Regions from separate parts of the Mus musculus genome. Here region 2 is linked to region 1. A link is a loop called in an ENCODE intact Hi-C map of the cell type or tissue named here. Cell type or tissue: gastrocnemius. All regions are shown on one strand. Links, peaks and the distances in the headings refer to the core of each region. The heading gives the core; the rest is flanking DNA.

Region 1 (8,251 bases), core at 1,471-6,470:
TTAAACAAATCATCCAACAAAGAGAAACCATTAGTGGGAACAGGAATGTAGCTCCAGTGGTAGAGGTCTTGCCTAGCCTTAGTGGTTACATGCCTGTAATCCCAGCAATGGAAGTGGAGGCAGGAAGATCAAGAATTCAGTACAAGACTCTGTCTTGGAAAGACCTTGTTTTGGAAGCAGCAGCAGCACCACTACCAAAAAACCCTTTTCCTGTACCACATCCCGCAAACCATGCAAGGTTATACTCAGGCTCCTCAATCCACAATTATGTACACTAAAAACACCATATATATATATATATTGTATATAATATTTGTATACACACATATATATGTGTATATGTGTATGATATACACAATTATATACACTAAAAACACATATATTTTATATATGTGTGTGTGTATGTGTGTATATATATATATATATATATACACACATACACATACATACATACTGCTTAAAGCTAGGAACAGTCTACAATTTAATATATTTGATTACATTTTTAAATCATATACCATTTTTCAGGGAAAAAAGTCAATTAAATTGCATAAAGAGAATATTTAGCTTTAATTTTTAATTGAAAGTCTAAAATACTATTGTATGAAATTTGAAGTTTTGAAAAATTTTAGCTACAGAAAAGTCTTACCAGTGAAGCAAATACATTTTTCTGAAAAAGTCCAGCATTTATAAGTATTTCAACTTTTAGAATTAAACCTGTAATTTTGCTAACATCAAACTTTGAACACAAATATGTATTTAAATCTCTGAATCTTATTTTTAAATCTACTAATTGAGTTTTTTTGATGTGCTAGGTATCATATTAATTGCTGAATATTTATTTATTTGCTAAATTTTCATGATAACCCTTTGGAAGATCAGCCAAAATCTGCAAGGTCAGTGACTGAGCCCCAGCACCCAGCACCCAGCACCCAGCACCCAGCACCCAGCACCCAGCAGGACCGTTGTCTAGCCATTATGCAACCCAAGTCAGCAAAGTGCTTTTAAGGAATGGTCCTCAAAATGTCCAGGCAGCCAAATCTACATGTCAGACCTTGAAGAAAACCTTTCAGGAGTGCTCAGCTGCCCTCCCTATGTTCTTCCCAGCATCTGAACTTGGCACGCTTTAGTCTCTGGAACACTCCGCACGTTACACTCCCACCATAGACAGGGCCCATTTTTAGTCCAAGCTCCTTGCTGAGGTCCTGCAAGCTATTCTTCACATGTTCTCCATCTCCTACCTCTGCTTAGTTAACACTTCCCCTGTCAGGGTTAGAACTCATTCCTCTACAATGCTTTTTAGAAACCCATCCTAAAGGGTTTCCTTGACAACACCTTTCACCCCAAGATTGGGTAAGAAACCAATCCTAAAAAGTCCTTGTGCTGATCTCCATGGTAGCATGTAGTAAAAACTTAACTCCACCCTACCTGGTATGGGGGAAGCTTTCCAAACATGTGTTCAACAAATGAATGAAATCGTGCAAACAGGAAGTTACTAGTGTTTGCTTGTAGCACCAGCTTGTGCTTAGGGATTTATATATGGCATCTCATTTAATTCTTTAAAACCTCTGAATTAAAGGGAGTACCTCTAAAACTTGGCCTTTAAAAAGTTCACCCCTTTTAAAGTACAAAGGGTAATAAAATCCTTGTGTACTTCAGTGAACAGATGTCCCCATGTTGGTGCTTACAGTCAAGTTGTTCCTTAAAAGTTTCAACCTTCTTGTTTACAATTTTTAATTCAAGTGAAGTTACAACCTTAACAATGTAGGGGCAGTTACATAAAATCAGAAAGTCAATAACTTGAATACTTAATCAAATGAAGATAAATCACCTTCAGTCACAAGAAAATTTGGGCCTACTAGCCAAATAAAGTTTATATATTTCTCATGCTACAGGCAAAAGAAATTCTATATACACATACAGACACACACACGTGCACACACACACAGTGTATTGATGGAAAAAAAGGAACAGGAGGGAGAGTTAGGGGAAGGAGACAAAACTCCGTAATAAGGAAAGGCTAGTCTATCCTTACTTAAAATAACATTTATAGTAAAACCCCTTGATTTTCCTGGGACAAGCAACCTTTCCATACAATGATTAACAACCAACCAAACAAAACACCGTACTCATTCTAGCAAAGATGCTGTGATAGGCTTAGGAGATAAATATTAAGGAAAACACAACTCAAGTCATCAGAAATATGTCATTGTTTTGATTCTGGCAAGAATAACAGAACCCATCTATCTTCTTCACTTGGATATTCAGCCAATGAATATCACCTTAAAGTCACCAGGGATCAAACTAAACTCCACCTATAAGAGCCAACCTTTCTTAAAACCCAGCTATATTGTGTAAGACAGGTTCATATGGCTCCTGTTTTTAGTCTAAGTGAAGCGTCTGACAGTTAGTGTTCAAAACGGCCTGTGAATGGTAACTACTTACTCAAAGCCCAGCCAGTCCCAACACCTTTTCATGATATACAAAGTTACAACAGTCCATTTTGAAACCTGACCAGGGACCAAAGCTGAATAAATGTGCAAGACTAATTACTTGCTTAGGTCTCTTTTACGATAAGTAAATGCCAGGCTACATTTATCTTTCTCATTTTAAGAAAGAATATCACTATGTACACATTGTGTCCCCCCACATACACTGAAGAAATAAGGTCAACGCATTAAAAAAAACCTGTTATGCGAACTCTTCATAAACAGTATTATACAAGTTCTGGTAACATTTCAGTTTTAAGAAACTTTAAAAAAAGACACCACTTGGTTTTTAATTGTATTTTGGTAAACAGAATGATTAGCCGTAAAACTCTGCAAACCAAGTACTTACTGTAGTCTTGAATCAATGATTACAGAAAAGAAAGTGAAACTGTCCCTGAGTAAAAACAAATAAGTGTAACTCATTATTCACAGACCTAAGCATCTGAATGAGTGACATGGTAAAAGCAGAACGTTTAAAATGCATGCTTTGAAGAAAAGTTCTCCTCCATAAACAGCTGTGCGAACCTGGATCCGGTTGTTACTTTGTAAAAGGGGCGTTAACTAGTTTCCCCGACACTTTTTGTTACTTGAGTGTATTTACTTGAAAGAACCACAAACAAGCAAGTCCTAAGGCCTTCAGATATAAAAGAGCTATTCAACAAAAGTAATCTCAACTGTATTCTAGGGAGGTTAAAGTCCTAGATTGTAAAACTTTGGTCCCGTCAAATTTTCATTTCAAACATCTGAATCTGATCCCTCCCACCCGCCCTTTCCTCCAGGTAAGTTGGTTCTCTGTGCCCCAAAAGATAAAGAGCCTGGGGGAGGAAGGCACACTCGCTTTTTCGGAGGGGAAAGAGCTACGGGGCTCCTCCCCCCCACCCCAACACCCCCGGCTGTCCGCCTCTCTTGCGGGTGTCCGCTCCGCTACGGCGTGGGCAACTCGGGTGTTCTGCTGAGGAGCCTAGTGGACTGCGCCCGGGTGGGAAAGTTTGTCGGGGTGGGGTGGGGGCGGGGAGGCCAGCCCGGAGCTCCGAGGGGCGCCCTGGAGCCGGAGGTGGCAGCCACGCGGGGGGGCGGCGGGCGGGCCCCGGACGCCGGCTACGCCGGCTACACTGTCCCGGCGTGCACACGCCCACCCCGGCAGCTCCAAACGCGCCGGGCGGCCCGGTAGCTGCCGGCCGCCCGAGCAGCGGACCGAGGGGGCGGGCTGGGGCCGGTGGGGGTGGGAGCGCTGTGGCCATGGCAACCAGGGGGGTCCGGCCCTTCCGTGCAACCCCGGCGCTGCCTTCGCTGCGAGCCCGCCCGCCGTGGCCACCGCCTCCTGCTCTGCGGGCCTGGCCCGGCCGGGCGGCGGCAGCGCCAGTCCCGCAGCCGTGGGGTCCCCGGGCCGCCCGGCGGCTGTAGAGGGGGCGGCGGGCGAGGGGCCGCGCTAGTCCCGGCGGGCCGCGGCCGGCTGAAGGCGGCGGGGCGGCTGAGGCCGCGAACCAGGGACACGCGGCCCGGCCCCACGCCGGCCTGCAGCGGGCGGGAAGGAGGCGGGAGCTTACCTGACCCGGCTCGGCACTCGCTCCATCCCCCTCGGCCGCCGCCGCCGCCGCCGCCGCACACAGCCCAGCCGCCCGGCGGGGGACAATGACGTGCCTCCATCCGGGCACCGCCGCCGCCGCCTCCGGGTCAGCGCCGCACCCGCAGCTTGCCGGCCGGGCCGCCAGGGGGCGCACCAGGGCCGCGCCCGCACGCGCCGCCGCCACGGCCTCCGCCGCCCAGGGGCCGTCGCGCAAGAGGCGCGGCGCGCAGCTAACGGGCCGGGCAAACGCGGGAGGGGCCGTCGCCCAAGGGCGGCGGGGCGCGGGCTGGCCTCACGCGTCAGCTAAGCGCCGGGCTCCGCCGGAGAAAGCACACTGATTGGTCCGACGCCCTGATTGGCGGGATGCACTGATTGGCTGGGTGTCCGGCAGCAGGGCGGGGAGGGGCCGCTTCCGTTCAGAGTTCCCGGAGTGGCCCGGGTTGGGGCCCTAAAGCCAGTACACCTGAGCTCCCATCCCGGGAGACTCATGCCTCTCCTACGCGTGGCCCTGCGGACTACGGTGGCGAGGCCACTGGGCTCTGCGATCCACGGGCCCTCACCGCGATGGGGCCTCCGCTGTCTCTACCTTACGTAGCCCTGCCAGGCTAAAGAGCAGACCATGCACCCCCCTCAACGTCTCACTTCAAGTCTTAGCTCTCCAGATTGAGGCAACTGCGCCCCAGTCCTACAGTCATGCTTCTTGTTACTTCCTGGATCCTGAGGCTGGACAAAGTAGTTCATCCTTGTATTCTCTCCCCTCCAGCGCCTGCCTGTGGTACCCATTTAGTACACACCCCTGAAGAGCATTCACTGCTGATCAAAACCTTTCACCCCCTAGACCACCAGTTCACTACACCCTACTGACCTAAAGAGCTGTGGTCCTGCCCACCACCCACTTGCCTTCTCTCTCACTAAGCCTAGTCTAACTGACTCCTCCAGCACTCCACTCTGGTTTCACTATACTCTTGTGGACACAGTTTTTTGTTTTATTTTAAAACACAGATCAGAAGAAGAAGCTAAGCTCTTTAGCTTGGGCATTAAAAGTCCCATTTTAATGATTCCCAGTACAGGTGAGTCTGAGACAGGAGAATCACAAGTTTGAAGACACCCTGTGCTACAGAAGGACTCCCAGTCTCAAAACAAAACACCCAACTCCATATTTCCTTTTTCCTTTCATTTATTCCAGCCACAGCATGCTATGTTAAGCTTTTAACATTATAAAGAGGTCAGGAGCCTATACCTACTCATGCTACCAACTTCATTACAGTCCCTATAGGTTGGCTATAAAATGTCTATTGAGTATTTGGAGCAAAAAACTCAAGTACTTTGAGGAATTAAAAAGGAGAAAGAGAATCCTAGTTGCTCACATTTCAGCATCTCCTGTCAAAATTAACACCACAACTTTTTTCTTTACAAAAAATGGTTATGGAATTTCACCACTGTAGACCATTATTAAGAGATTTGCAAAAGGTAAAATAACCCATGTCTGTGATCCTAGAATTCAGCAGCTTAGGCAGAAGGATTGCCATGAGTTCAAGCCAGCCTGGACTACAGAGTAAAATCCTGTCTGTAATCCAGGTCAGCCAAGACTATAGACTGAGACCCCATCTCAAGGAAAATGACCAATTTGTGCGACTAGAACTACCTGCTCAGTACTTTGCCTTTTCCAGGTAATTAAATTCAAATGCTGAGGAACTGAGGGACTAGTTATCTAGCTAAACGTTATGGTATTTCAGAACACTTCCCTTTGAGGTCCCAGAAGTTTACCCCGCCCCTGTTGGGATTTATTAAGAATGGGGTTTGGTGTTTGTTTTTAGAGGCAGGGTCTTATTCTGTATAATGGCTTTAAACTCTACAACCTCTGCCTCAATCTGCAAGTGCTGGGCTTACAGATTTAAATGAGGGAAGAAAGAGAATTTGGCCCCAGTGGACAAAACATTCTCAAATGGCCCTCACTTCTGCTTTGATTTTACACAAAGTTTGATGTTCTTTAATTCAGGTCACCTTAACAATTTGACTATAAAAGCATTTTGTGTGTGTGTGTGCGTGTGTGTGATATGTCTGAGTGTGTGTATGTCAAAAACAGGTCAACATCAAGTGGTTTTTTTTTTCAACTGCTACCATATTTGTGTAGTATGTGTATGGACACACTTGCAGGTGTGCATGCTCATTAGGAAGTCAACTGTTAATAGCTCTCATATTTCCTCTGTGTGTGTGTGTGTGTGTGTGTGTGTATGTGTGTGTGTAGAACAGAGGTTAACATTTGGCATCTTCGTGTGTCACACTGAACTGAGAGCTTGGTTAGATGGCATCCATCAAACCCCTGAGATCCACATGTCCTGTGCTATGTCCCCTCTCTACTCCCTGGAAGTGGAAGGGCAAGACAGCATCTACAGAAGACCACTGCAACTATGCCTGAAACACTGTTCCCGCCGAGAGCACTTCAGGTCGTCTGCTGTGGCCTTGGAAAGTAGCTCTCCCAAAGCACAGAGTGCATTCTAGAAGATCGTGCAGACATCTCAGAGGTAAGAGAATTGCCCCCTTGCAATTCTTACCATAGCCACCACTCTAAGCAATAGAGGTATGCCATGGCCGGATCATTCCTTCTCTGACAGCAGGCTTTTTTGAGAAAGGGTATCATATAGTCCTGGCTGGCCTAAAACTAGCTGTGTACCTGACTTTGAACCACAGATCCTCCTGCACCAGTCTCAGGAGAACTGAGATAACTGGGGTGTACAAACATGTACACCATCTGTAGGGTGTGTGTGTGTGTGTGTGTGTGTGTGTGTGTGTATGCATGCCAGAGGAGAACTTCAGGCATCACTAGATCCTGTTTTGTTTTGTTTTGTATTGTGTTGTTTTGTTTTTGAGACAGTGACTTTCACTGGCCTGGAACATGCCAAGAAGGCTAGACTCATTGGCGATAAAGGCTTTACCACCTCAGACCTAGGCAAGCAAGTCCATGTCACCACAGCTGCATATGAGTTATGGCCATCTATCTCAGTTCTTACTGCTTGGCAGAACTTTACTGGAGGATCGGTGGACAGATCAGTGAAATGGCTAAGTAGTTTGAAAAGGCGCTTGCTGAAAGCCTCAGGGCCTGAGTTAGATTTCTGGGACCAACTTAGAAGAAGGAGAGAACTAATCTCCTCCAGTTGTCCTGTGATCTCCGCCACAAGCATGCTGCAGCAGATGTGCAACACCCCCAACACCAAATAAATGTAAAACTGTTTCAATAAAGGACCCATCTCCTTCATCCACGGTTACATTTCTTGGGACAGGGTCTCACTTTGTGGCCCAGGCTAGCCTAGAACTCAAAGCAATCCTCCTACCTTAGCTCCCTGAGTGCTGGGTATGCAAATATGAAACACTAGATGTAACTTACAACTTGTATCTTATGACATTTGACATCATCCTGACCAACTTTGCAGACTTGGGGAGACTCCCCCTCTTACAGAAGCTGACTCTGTTGAAAGACAGTTTATATACCAAGAGGATGTCTTCCATCCACAAAGCAAACTAGCTGATGTTCTATTCACAAAAACATCCTTACCCCACTCACTGTCAAATATGTATGTTGCTACCACTAAATCATGAAAAACAAGTGACAGGCAACTATGTCTTCACTAAAATTATTACAATTTGTCAGTGCTATCTTGCCTAACTGCCTATGTTACTTTTGTTTTTGTTTTTGTTTTGTTTTTGTTTTGTTTTGTTTTGTTTTTCAAGACAGGGTTTCTCTGTGTAGCCCTGCCTGTCCTGGAACTCACTTTGTAGACCAGGCTGGCCTCGAACTCAGAAATCCACCTGCCTCTGCCTCCCAAGTGCTGGGATTAAAGGCATGCACCACCACGACTGGCGCCTATGTTACTTTTAATAAAAAATGCCAGTAAAGATTATTCCTAAGACGCTCCCAAAATCCTACTTTTGTTGTTGTTGCTGTTGACAGTCCAGACTAATCCTGGAATACTCTTTGTTTCTCAGACTAAATCAAACGTAAGCATCTTGAATTTTGGGCTTACAAGCCCATACCTCACAGTGCTTTTTGTCTTCATTCTAATGCTTATTCCAACCTGGCACCCGCCTGACCCAACTGACACGGATCAAGGCCCTGTTGGGCAGAGCTGCTGTTACTTCCTTCCAGAGCTCCTACAGAGCTGCCTGGAGCTATGATGTCTTTATCACCCCGCCTCTGACA
Region 2 (5,000 bases), core at 1-5,000, 240 kb after region 1:
TACTGCAAACCACTCTGATTCCAGTGAGCTGTGTTAGAGACAGAGGGAGTTAATAAGCCAGGGTAAAGGAGATAAAGCCAAGTGTCAGAGATCAGCTTTGACACCACAAGGTAAACTGGGGGAGGCAGCCCGTGGGGGCCGGTGCTGATAGCAGCTGACGGGGGAAGGGGTTCTCTCCAGGTGCAGAAGGAGGCTACTGCCTACAGAAGCCAGCAGTTAGAGAGAAGGGAAATATATACACACACACACACACACACATGCATATATACATGCATACACACACATATATACATACACACACATACATATATATATACACACACATACATACATACACACATACATACATACACACACACACATATACATATACATACACACACATTCACAGACACACACACAGACACACATGTATATACATACATACACACACATACACACACATATACACACACATATATACATACACATATACACATACACACACACACACACACACACAGAATGGTTGAAACAAAGACAGGCTCCAGCATCTATTTCTTCTCTTCACCCCTTTTTATACCCCTTAAGACAAAGTTTTTTCTATTAGGAAGAAAATTACCTCAAAGCTACAAGCTACACATTTTCCAAAGACAGTCACCACAAAAACAGATTAAAATCATTACACAAAAGGAACTTAGAACAGGATATTGGTTACATATTTCTTATATGAAACATATGTCTAACTAAACGTTTCTTATCTTTCTTTCCAAAAGCTCATTTTGACCTCAAAGCAGTAATTTTTTTAGTCATTGATTAACGAAGAACAAGCAGGCCAAGTCTTAGCAGCCAGTTTCCCCTGTGCCTGACTGACAACAGCCTGTACTAAGGAGAGGGTCACCTTTCCATCTTCCATCTTATTTTTCCAGTTCTGATCCCAGAGGCTGGCTAATCACCTGTTGCCTGTTCTTATACTCAGAGTTCTTTGCTCTTTATTGCAACCTCATCATTTCCTGGTGCACACTGAAACATGTCACCTCATCCCAAGATCTCAGGGTCAAACAACTCAGGCCTAACTCAGAGTGTGTGCTCGCTTTGACCACCAGCTTGTCACGAGCGTAGTCTTCCTTCCTCCTGATTAGTGCCTGTGATGCATGGACACCCACTACCATCAGCTTGTCCTGAGCATAGCCTGCCTGCCTTCCTTCCTCCCTCCCTCCCTCCCTCCCCCCCTCCCTCCCTCCCTCCCTCCCTCCCTCCCTCCTTCCTTCCTTCCTTCCTTCCTTCCTTCCTTCCTTCCTTTCTTCCATCCTGTAATACATGGACGATCACTGCGCTTCTTTCTCCGACTCAAGCAGCTTTTGCTGTCCTATCAGGGAAGGACGCACTCTATTCTTAACTCCAACTTAAAACTTTGTCACCTCTCCTAATTTCCTAACTATATTTTCTATCAACTGCCCTAATACCCCAAATTTATTAAAATCAAACTAACTTCCTAAAACTACTTAAGTCAGAAATTCTATAAAATCCTTAATTCATCTAGACTGCATTATCTTAAGAACTTTCATCTTCATGTTGATCTGCAAGAAACTCGCCCAACAGAGTGGGCTATCGCCCAGGAAGTAATCACAGGAGGCTACAGGCAGTGAGGGTCTCCGGGTGTCCACTCACACAAGCCAAAAGAATGAGGAGTGTGGCAGTGACAAACAGGAGAAAGCACATCAATAGCAGGAAGCACTCCGGGGATGAAGGCTCTGGGGCTGTGCCGCACAGAGCTCACCCGTCACAGCTGAGCCGGATGGTGGGTCATCTCCAGGGAGCTCACTTGCCTCCTGCAGCTCTTCCTGCATGGCGTCCACCACCAGAGTTAAAAAAACAAATACTCAGCCAGACACTGGTGGCACATGCCTTGACTCCCAGAACTCAGGAGGTAGAGTCAGGCAGATCTCTGTGACTTCAAGGCCAGCCTGGTCTACGGAGTAAGCTCCAGGATAGCCAGAGCTAAACAGAGAAACCCTGTCTTAGGGTTTACTGCTGTGAACAGACACCAAGACCAAGGCAACTCTTTTTGTTTTGTTTTGTTTTTTGTTTTGTTTTGTTTTGTTTTTCGAGGCAGGGTTTCTCTGTATAGCCCTGGCTGTCCTGGAACTCACTCTGTAGACCAGACTGGCCTCGAACTCAGAAATCCGCCTGCCTCTGCCTCCCAAGTGCTGGGATTAAAGCTGTGCGCCACCACTGCCTGGCAGCAACTCTTATAAGGACATTTAATTGGGGCTGGCTTACAGGTTCAGAGGTTCAGTCAATTATCGTCAAGGCAGGAACATGGCAGTGTCTAGGCAGGCATGGTGCAGGAGGTACTGAGAGATCTACATCTGAAGGCTGCTGGTAGAATACTGGCTTCCAGGCAGCTAGGATGTGTGCCACACCCACAGTAACACACCCACTCCAACAAGGCCACACCTCCAAATAGTACCACTCCCTGGACCAAGCATATACAAACCACCACACCCTATTTCAAAAAACCAAAACCAAACCAACCAACCAACCAAAAAAAAAAAAAAAAAAAAAAAACCCAAAACCCTCAGTCCAGGGGCTGAGAAAATGACTCAGAGAGAGGTTAGGGGTATTCGTTTCCTTGGGAAGCAGGCCCTGCACCTCCATCTGGGCAGCACTATAGAGTGCTGGTGGAGGGGACACTGGCCAGCTGGCCCCAAGGGTGAGAGCACTGGAGCACTGCCTCTTGTTGCTGGCAGTACAAGGTGGCCTGGCTGGAGCATTGCTCAAGAGCTCCCCCTGGTGGTGCAGACAAGGGAGAGCTGGCAGGCTGACCGGCTCAGTTACCACCCAGGCCCAGATCTAGGGCTTTTTAGTTGACCCACCCCAATATCTACATCATCTGCCCATGGCTGGAACCTGTGAAAGGGCCAGTCCCCAGTCCTGCTAATTCAAAGATGCAGGATCTCATGACACAGGCCAACAACAGGATAACTGGGAGGAGTCCAATACTGATGATGTCACAGAAGCCAGAGATCTAGAGCCAGAAGAAATGACTCGTTGCATTGAACATTCACAAGTGAGGATGTGTGGACAGAGGGTTCTACTGTGGGACACGCTGTGGCACACTGCAGCTTCCATGAGATGTTTTCCATGCTTTCTTTGTGTTGTTTGTGTTTGTGGTGTTTGTGTTGTTTGTGTTTGTGTTGTTTGTGTTTGTGTTGTTGTTTGTGTTTGTGTTGTTGTTTGTGTTTGTGTTGTTTCACTGGGGGAGGTTGCAAGAGCAGAGGGTGGATGTGAGAGGAACAGGGAGATGAGCGGGACGGGGGTGCATGCTGTGAGACTCGCAAAGGGGAAAAAAAAAGGTGTTTGCCGTTCTTGCAGAGGATCCAGGTTCTCAGCTCCCAGCCACCTAAGAACTCCAGTTCCAGGGGATCCAGCTCTCTCTGGGCTGCACAGGCAGTGCACACGCATGCACGGGCATACACATAGACACACACACTCAGAAATAAACCTTGTGAAGCAGACGTAGTTGATCACAGACAGAGGTGCACATCAACCCTGTCAGGTGGCTTCGATGAGCCGTCTGTAAACGTAAGCGCCATCCACACAAACCATCAGCAGAGCAGTAGTTGACTATAGCTGAGATGGCATAATCCCCTCTCAGTAACTGGGGAACCAAGCTAATATCCGAACCATCACACCAGGGACACAGTCTAACAATGATAACAGTGACCTTGCCTAACAGTGATAAAGTGGTAAGCCATGGAAAAGGAGAACGTCCCATTAGCTATTTGTGTTAGGATGGGACTTTAAAGCACATGCAAAAACTGATAGGGAAAAAGCAAACCAGGTAAATGTGAGCATGCACGAAGCCCGGGTAGCCCGGTTCAAGCCCGGTGGTGCAGGACTGTGGTGGTCCCAGCGATCAGGAGGCAGAGGCAGGGGGGTCAGGAGTTCAGGGTCCTTCTCTGCTGTGTATTGAGTGTAAGAGCAGCCTGGGCTACATGAGATGATGCCTCAAAAGGAAGGGAGCGCATAACGCATGGTCACATTTATGTAAAATTACACATAGAGGATACAAAGTGTGGTGGTAGAATGCAGATGGTGCGTTGCCTGGGAACGGGGAGAGGGAGGGACTGCTGAGTGAGGTCAGGGAAGTTGGGCGTGGTGAGTGTGCTCCCGGTGTGGTCTGAGGTGATAGTTGCTGGGTGTGAACACATGCTCACAGCGGGCTCATGGTACATCAGTGACACCTCACTCAAAGGTGGGATGTGTATGCATATGCACACGTCCAGGGAAACCAGGAACTAACTCACACGCTTCTCCTCTCTCAGAGCATCCACAGGAGCCCGAGTGCAATCACAAGCCATGACTCCGAAGTCCACTTCAGCAGCACCAAGTCGTCCTTAGACAAGATAGGCGCTCTGCCTGATGGTAAAATCAGGCAGTCAGAGGTCAGTATTTACAGCATCAGTGGCCGCTGCCCAGTGGCCATGATGTGAGGAACCCTCTCCTGTGTTTCGAGGACAGCCCTGGACAGTCATTTCACTTCCCGCTGACCTCACAGTCTGGTGTTGAATGAGGAGTGGAGTGGGAGAATAGCAACAGCCCTCATTTTTAGGGCTCCACCAGGCCCAGCACTTTCTAGGGGTCAACTCACTTAGAAGCCCCTATGAATTTCAAGAAGGTTACATTGTTGCCTGTGGCCACAAACCCTGCAAGCGGTGGGGCTTGTACCTAAGCAGTTGGAGTCTAGAATCTGTCCCTGTCATTGTGAACTTAACCCCATTGTACTTGACAAGTATGTGGAACGAGATGGGGTAGGAAGCCAGCTGAGTACAGCATCTTTTAGCAGACTGTCTGGCTTCTCTGTTGACAAACCAGTTATGAAACTCGCAGAAGCGTCATGGTCAGAGGTGACAGTGGCTAGGACTGAGGATGGGGAGAAGGGTTTGGGACCAAGGAGCTTGGGAATGAAAGAGTCTGGAGTTTTGGCTTTGAGCAACTGGGAGAATAAGGAGTTG

What was found. A loop is a pair of places that touch in the nucleus more often than their neighbours do. Peaks named below come from ENCODE experiments on the same cell type or tissue, not always from the same donor. Only the 100,000 strongest peaks of a DNase experiment are listed, where the experiment ranks them.
Region 2: it touches region 1 in a loop (4-fold over the local background); 5 of 42 quality-filtered maps call a loop at or near these places.

The regions. Positions count from the first base shown.
Region 1 is chr5:143,728,130-143,736,380 of GRCm38, forward strand. It overlaps Usp42 (ubiquitin specific peptidase 42), which reads right to left and starts at 4,151. Exons shown (of 18, transcript NM_029749.2): 1 at 4,034-4,151. Gm38737 (a long non-coding RNA gene) reads left to right here and starts at 4,326. Exons shown (of 3, transcript XR_868672.3): 1 at 4,326-5,723; 2 at 6,425-6,578; 3 at 6,929-7,302. In gastrocnemius, for the core only: a CTCF peak has its summit at 4,160 (motif pointing right); DNase peaks (open chromatin) are centred at 3,773 and 4,294; H3K4me3 peaks cover 2,438 bases; H3K27ac peaks cover 2,638 bases.
Region 2 is chr5:143,972,737-143,977,736 of GRCm38, forward strand. It overlaps LOC115486439, which reads left to right and starts at 2,600. Exons shown (of 5, transcript XM_030254972.1): 1 at 2,600-3,052; 2 at 4,311-4,430. The coding sequence starts at 3,026. The region is part of intron 1 of Gm17135 (a long non-coding RNA gene); the gene reads right to left. It also overlaps a transcript of Pms2 not described here. In gastrocnemius, for the core only: a CTCF peak has its summit at 2,781 (motif pointing left); a DNase peak (open chromatin) is centred at 2,751.